Regions from separate parts of the Homo sapiens genome. Here region 2 is linked to region 1. Evidence: chromatin loops called from intact Hi-C (ENCODE). Cell type or tissue: CD4-positive, alpha-beta T cell. All regions are shown on one strand. Each heading gives the region's core, and the rest is flanking DNA. Links, peaks and the distances in the headings are about the cores only.

Region 1 (3,681 bases), core at 764-3,263:
CAGGAAATCAAACAAACAAACAATTTATAACTAATCCTTGCCTATGAAGATCTCAAATTGGTAGTGTTTTGTTTTGGTTTTGTAAAGACAAGTTCTCATTATGTTGCCCAGGCTGGTATCAAACTCCTGGCCTCAAACGATCCTCTTGTCTTGGCCTTCCAAAGTGCTGGGATTACAGACAGGTTGGTAGTGTTTTATTCATTTGTGACCCATGAACAGGGTTCTTTCTGCCCAGGGTAGGAAAGACAGGAAAGTGCTCAAGCCAGTTTGGCTAATGGGAATGGTATTCAACCTCTGCTTCAGCACAGCCTTCTGCCTGCTGAAGCACAGGCTTGTCCTCTTCCCTGTCATTCTGGGCCTCACATTTGGCAATGGATAGAAACAAAAAAAGGAGGAAGGCTTGCGGTAAGCCAGCTTCCAAAAACCCGGGCTCCAAAAGACAAGGGTGTGATTCTATCAATGAGTGCACATTTGAGGATGTACAATGAATCCGGTCCTATTTTAAGTAATACACAAAGATTTAGCTCACTGAAACCTCATAACCCCGCTTACTAGGTACAGTAGTTCTTTAGCTGAGGTTTTGATTTCCACAGTTCCAGAGGTCAACCGTAGTCCAAAAATAGGTGAGTAGAGTGCAGTAAGATATTTTGAGAGAGACCACATTCACATACATTTTATTACACTGTTATAATTCTATTTTATTATTATTGTTGTTATTCTCTTATTGTGCCTAATTTACGAATTAAACTAAGTAATCACAGGTATGTATGTGTAATCTGTATGAGAAAAAACACAGTATAGATGCTCCTCAACTTACAATGGGGTTACTTCCCAATAAACCTATGTAAAGTTGAAAAATTGTAAGTCAAACCACGGTAAGTCAGTCAGGGTCCTTCACTATCCAAGATTTCAGACATCCACTGGAACGTACACCCCGCAGATAAGGGGGGAACTACTATTTTTTTATTATCAGTTCCACTTTTCTAGTAAGAAAAGGGAGGCTTAGAAGCGGTTAAGGAAGCTTCCCCAAGGGACACTAAAAGGTGGATACAAGCTATAGTATAGGCTACCAAGATACACTACCTCTTACTTCAGGGTCTTATGAAGGTCAGAGCTAAGAGACTTTAGACCTTAGCCCTCTCTTGCCATCTTCTCTCTTTGGGAAACTTTTCCCTAAATTTCCTAGGCAGAATTCATCACTGACTCAGTGTTTCCAAGGAACACTACAGATGCCTCTATGAAACTACTCAGGCAAGTCAACAGCCCACAGTATTGCACGGTACTTGGCGTAAAGCGAACCCAGCCTCTGTCTGTACCCGTCCAGTGATGTCTGTATCTGTCCAGCACGCTACCTAAGACAGCGTGGCCCACTACTGGAAAACTTCGGTTAATACAGCCCTCCCAGCTACGGATAAATGATCTCCTCCGCAGAGAAACCAGCCCTAATCTCGATACTGCCCAGAACATTCTCAGGACGCAAAAGGAGGCCACCCACGGGCCTCCCCCACTCCCCTCAGGCCCCGTACACCGAGGAACAGCCAGGGCAAATGGAGCCATGGAAGCCACCCTCAGGCCCCAGGGCCTGGAGCATCCCTGAACGGACCTGCTTACAGGCAGCCTCGGGCCCAACCTCGCTCACTCGCCCTCTGGCCTGGACTGTCAACGGCCCTAATGACCCCAATCCCCAACGGCCCTGCGCTCCAACTCACCACTGCACTGCCAGGCTGCACGTCGGAAGCCGGGCTCCGCGCGACTGCGACGCGCAAAGATGAGCTATCGAAGGGGCGGGGCATCGCGCCGGCCCCGCCCTCACGGCTCGGAGCACTCCGCAGCGCCCGTTGCCGTCGCTATGGCGGGCGCGGGGCAGACGCCGACGAGGGTGGGCGGAGAGAGGAGGGAGGAAGCCAGGTCCTGCTTCCAGAGGAGTGGTAGTTGGAAATTTGCTTCCGGAAGCGCAGACGTTTAGCTTCCGGCAACTGCAGGTTTAGAGGTTTGTGTTGCAATTTCATTTTGTACTTTTGAGATTGGACTAAAGCTAATAACTTCTGTTGCTGAAATAAATTCAGTGAAATCGAGCTTTGTCTTTCAAACTGCTAGTCATGACCCATTAACGTGACAGATATCAGTTTAATAGGTTGTCAACTGACTTTTTTTTTTTTTTTTTTTGAGGGCCAGGCAGAGTAGCTCACGTCTGTAATCCCAGGACTTTGGGAGCCGAGGTGAGAGGCTTGCTTGAGCTCTGGGTTTCCAGACCAGCCTGGGCAACATAGCGAGAGACCTCGTGTCTACTAAAAATAAAAACAATTAGCACATGCCTGTAGTTCCAGTTACTTGGGAGGCTGAGGCAGGAGGATCGCTTAAGCCCTGGAGGTTGAGGCTACATTGAGCCGTGATGACGCCACTGCACTCCAGCCTGGGGAACAGAACTAGACCCCGTCTCAAAAAAAAAAAAAGAGATGGGGCTGGGTGTGGTGGCTCATGCCTGTAATCCCAGCATTTTGGGAGTCGGAGTGGGTGGATCACTTGAGGTTAGGAGTTTTGAAATCAACCTGGCCAATATGGTGAAACCCCGTCTCAAGTAAAAAAAAAAAAAACAGAAACAAAAACAAAATTAGCCGGGTGTGGTGGCATGTGCCCGTAATCCCAGCTACTTGGGAGGCTGAGGCAGGAGAATCGCTTGAACCCTGGAGGCAGAAGTTGCAGTGAGCACAGATCACACCACTGCACTCCAGCCTGGGCAACAGAGTGAGACTGTCTCGAATAACAACAACAAAAAAAGATGGGAAGAGGCTCATGCCCCATTATGGAGGCCGCCCTGTGGCTCAGATGTGGTGGCTCACTCCTGTAATCCCAGCACTTTGGGAGGCCAAGGGGGGAGGATTGCTTCTGGCCGTGATTTCAAGACCAGTATGGGCAACATGGCGAGACCCAATCTCTACAAAAAATTTTAAAGTTACAGACGCAGTGGTGTGCACGTGTAGACCCAGCTGCTCAGGAGGCAGAAGTGAGGATCACTTGAGCCCAGGAGTTTGAGGCTGCAGTGAGCTATGATTGGGCCACTGCACTGTAGCCTGGGTGACAGAGTGAGACCCTGGCTCTAAAAAATATTTTTCGAAAAAACTAGTTTTGAAGTTCAAATATATATATAGAGAGAGAGACGGAGGACTATTAGACCACTTACAACTAGGTGAAGTTCATCTTTGGGGGCTTTTTTTTCTTTTGAGACTGAGTCTTGCTGTGTCACCCAGGCTGGAGTGCAGTGGCGCAATCTCGGCTCACTACAACTTCTGCCTCCTGGGTTCAAGTGATTCTCCTGCCTCAGCCTCCCCAGTAGCTGGGACTACAGGCACCCACCACCACACCCGGCTAATTTTTTTTTGTATTTTTTTTTTTAGTAGAGACGGGGTTTCACCATGTTGGCCAGGCTGGTCTCAAACTCCTGACCTCAGGTGCTCCACCCACCTCTGCCTCCCAAGTTGCTGGGATTACAGGCATGAGCCACTGCACCTGGCCATCTTTGGGGGCTTTTTGAGGAGGCTATGTGTGGTGAGAAATTGGCAAATACACCCACATCTCCCAGGACCTATTCTCTTGTCCTCAGTAATCTCACATTAACACAAAAGAGAAGACATCCTGCAGCTCTTCTGCTGCACACATGACTTCCCTGCATGCCAGCATCCT
Region 2 (3,681 bases), core at 563-3,062, 410 kb after region 1:
CGCTGTATGTAAGATACTGTCTTAGTCCATGTGTGCTGCTGTAACAAAATATCTGAGACTGGGTAATGTGTAAAGAACAAAAATGTATTTCTCACAGTTCTGGTGGGTGGGAAGTCCAAGATCAAAGCGCCAGCAGGTTTGTAGTCTAGTGAGGGCTGCTCTCTGCTTCCAAGATGGCACCTTGAATGCTGAGTCCTCCAGAGGTGAGAAACGCTGTGTCCCAGCATGGTGGAAAGAACAGAAAAGCAAAAGAAGAAAACTGAGCTAGGTCGCTCCCTCAAGCCCTTTCATAAGGTCGCTAATCCCATTCATGAGGGGGCTCCTCCCTCACGATTTAGTCATCTCCTAAAGACACCACCCCTTAATACTATCACATGGGGGTTTAAGTTCCAACATGAATTTTGGAGGAGACACAAACATTCCAACCATAGCAAATATACTTTACTAAAAAGAAAAAAAAAGGAAAATCTTGTCTCTAAACATGATATTTTAAGTGTTTATATATTTACAGCCCAATTTTCTGCTTGCTTACATAGATATTTGTGACCATGAGTGTCATTCTTAGCTGAGAAAATGTTCAGTAAATTTAAAAAAGCCTCACATTATCTATTAATATCTTACTCAGATAAGATCAAATTTCTAACCTAGATTTTAGGTTAAGATAGAAACCCATGGTCATTTGCTGCAATGTGAGAATGACACAGAGAGATATTAATTAGCAGAATTCCACTATAAAACTAAATTTAAGGGCACAGTTCTCTACTAATGACTCCTCCAGACAAATCAATTACTTGGATATCAATGAATCAACTAAAAATGGAAGTGAGAACAGTTTGAGTCCTTTTTGCAATGGATGGATGTTTACGAGACTATTAAGTGAAGACGGTTCAGAAACAAGGAGATAAATGGCATGCTAATTTGGGGTTGAATGGAGTAATGGGGTGATCTTGGAAATATAAGAATCCTGCTTAATGGGGCTTGTCTGCTTGTAATTTGATAAACTAATATATGTAAATTCAATGAGATAAAGGACATGAGCACTCAGAACAAAATTACAGGAATAAATTTAGCAAAGAGGCACCAAAGTTGAGATAAGGGTCACTGTTCCACGTCTGACATCTTTAATTCTTGAGTCATGGGGATGGTAAGCCAGAGAACAGAGTCTTCTGACTGGAAGCTAAAACCAGCCTTTGGGGTGGGTTCAGAGACACTGTTCAGACTCAAGATGCGAAAGCAGATGTTGCCCTGTTGAAAATATCCCAATTGCAAGGGCATTTTCAAAGACAGTGGTGCTTGGGGGAAAGAGAATGCTGTGTGTTTAAAAAGAAAATAAATTAAAAGAAAGAATGGAAACAAGGAAGAAAAAGTGACCGGAGGGTAGGGTTGCAATATGTTCTGGTTTGCAAGGTACAGCTAAGGTTATGTCTGTTGTGCCGGTGCAATTATAATAGTGTCCCTTTCACTCTCCGAAGAATTTGGATGATAAAGCATATGATCACCCTACCAAAGAGAGGAAATGAGCCAGACGACCCATGTGTCTATTTCAAACAGTGTGGACTGATCCGCAGCCCTGTGCCACTGCCCAGATGAGCGGTGTGCACAACCTCTGCCTTGCCCTACCCCGCCCTGCTCGGGTCTCCAGGAAGGCTGGAGCGGAACCCTCGGCTCCCGCGCTGCTCTGGTGCCACCTGCAGGTTATATGCGGGAACTGCTTCTCTCCACCCTACTACCCTCCACCCAGCCTCCCGACCCCGACCCTGGATAGCCTTGGACTTGGCCAAAAGACATTCAGAGCACACGAAGCCCTGGCTGGGGAGTGGGCTGGACCCTGCAATGAAGCCCGCGTTACAGAATCAGACGAGCCCAGCTTAAACCAACAAGGCCAAGCTCCTCCTCTTCCTACCCACTCCTGTCCTGTCTCATTTTGTAGACGGGAAACTGAAGCCTAATTCAGATTTTTCGTTGGTAGGATTGTGAAGCATACAGCTGGAGCCTCCCAGGTGCCATTCCCCACATCTGTCTTTCCGCTACCACTTTAGGATAGTGAGGAAGCAAGAGAGCTTAAGCTTACTAAGCTCCTACTGTGTACTGGGCACAGAGTGGACACTTTTCTCTCCAGCCTCGCAATTGATGGGAAAGAGGTGATTATACAACTAGGAGACAGGATCAGAGTGGGCTAGCGATGTGCTTACAGTCTCTCAGCTGAAACTGGAACCCAGGGGTCTTTGACTGTAAAGCTAGTGCTCGTTTTGGGTCTCCAGCTTGAGCAATAGTTGCAAAATGCAAAGAGCACCTGAAAATCTAATATCAATCCATATAAGACTGTATTGTAAACAGAAACATGGAGTGTCTTTGTGGGGGTGATGGCAAGGTGGGGAGATTATCTCAATTCTATGTAACCTGGGAACTCTTGGAGGAAAATGAAGCATGACTGAGTGCAATTTGTCTGATAAACAAAATCTGTCAGGACGTGGGACCTTATTGGTCCTGGGTAGTGAAGGTAAGAAATCATGGTGCTGGACCTTTCTTAAAGTGCTTATAAAATCACTCAGGGCCTCAGTGCCTCCACCTTCTCCATGACCCCAGGCAGTTTCCCCATCTGTCTTCATCCTACTGCCTGGCACACTATCCATCAAACTGCTTTTGGGGTTATGTCTCAATAAAACAAAAATCATGGTGGGAGTCATTTACACCCTAGTGAGAGTCATCTAAGATTCCCTTTTCTTCTCAGACCTTTTAGCTGAAGTTGGTTATGAGAGAGGATGGGGAGGGGGAAAAGGGTTGGGGCGAGCACTCTTGGAGCTTGCACTGTTTCTTGCCGGTGCCCAGGCACAATGCGAATATGTCAGTCTAAATGGAGAGCTCCATGCATGTTCCTCTCTAATCCGTTTGTCACCAATACCAGTTCCCAAGGCAGAGCCCCAGGAGGGCTGGACTGAAGGACCTGGAGGTAATAGAAAACAACTTGGCTTTGGGTTTCAGGTCAAGCTGTGCCATGACTTGCTGTGTAACATCAGACAAGTCAGTTCACCACTCTGCACTTCAGTGACCTCATCTGTAAAAGGCTGGTCTGGACTAGATTAATGATTTTCTTTAGGTTTTGCAATTGTTTTGTTGTTGTTGTTTTGTTTTGTTTTGTTTTGAAACGGAGTCTCACTCTGTTGCTCAGGCTGAAGTGCAGTGGCACGATCTCAGCTCACTGCAACCTCTGCCTCCTGGGTTCAAGTGATTCTCCTGCCTCAGCCTCCCAAGTAGCTGGGATTACAGGTGTGTGCCACCACACCTAGCTAATTTTTGTATTTTTAGTAGAGATGTGGTTTCACTACATTGGCCAGGCTCATCTCCAACTCCCAACCTCAGGTGATCCACCTGCCTCGGCCTCCCAAAGTGTTGGGATTACAGGCGTGAGCCACCGCACCTGGCCTGCAATTGTTTTTTGTTTTAACATTATATTCAATTCTTCCTCCATCTTTATTAAAGTATAATTGATAAATAAAAATTGTGTATGTTTACAGTGTTCAATGTGATGTTTTGATATGTGCATACATTATGAAATGATTAAATCAAGTTAACATTTTCATCACCTCACATACTTTTATTATTATTTTTGTGGTAAGAATATTTAAGATCTATTTGCTTAGAGTAGTGTTTACTAGAGGTGAGGAAGGGTAAGGGAGAGGG

What was found. Peaks named below come from ENCODE experiments on the same cell type or tissue, not always from the same donor. Only the 100,000 strongest peaks of a DNase experiment are listed, where the experiment ranks them.
Region 2: a loop joins it to region 1, with 3 times the contacts of the local background. A loop is called at or near these places in 17 of 110 quality-filtered maps.

Annotation. Positions count from the first base shown.
Region 1 is chr15:78,297,853-78,301,533 of GRCh38, forward strand. It overlaps SKIC8 (SKI8 subunit of superkiller complex), which reads right to left and starts at 1,757. Exons shown (of 11, transcript NM_025234.3): 1 at 1,710-1,757. RefSeq lists enhancers at 955-1,922, 1,475-1,824, 1,923-2,889, 2,065-2,154. In CD4-positive, alpha-beta T cell, for the core only: no CTCF peak of the experiment used is centred there; a DNase peak (open chromatin) is centred at 1,809; H3K4me3 peaks cover 1,662 bases; H3K27ac peaks cover 1,255 bases.
Region 2 is chr15:78,707,893-78,711,573 of GRCh38, forward strand. It overlaps LOC105370913 (a long non-coding RNA gene), which reads right to left. Exons shown (of 3, transcript XR_932509.2): 2 at 96-213. Among named protein-coding and RNA genes, the nearest start is that of CHRNB4, 69 kb to the left of the region's middle. In CD4-positive, alpha-beta T cell, for the core only: CTCF peaks have their summits at 1,727 (motif pointing left) and 1,934; a DNase peak (open chromatin) is centred at 1,679.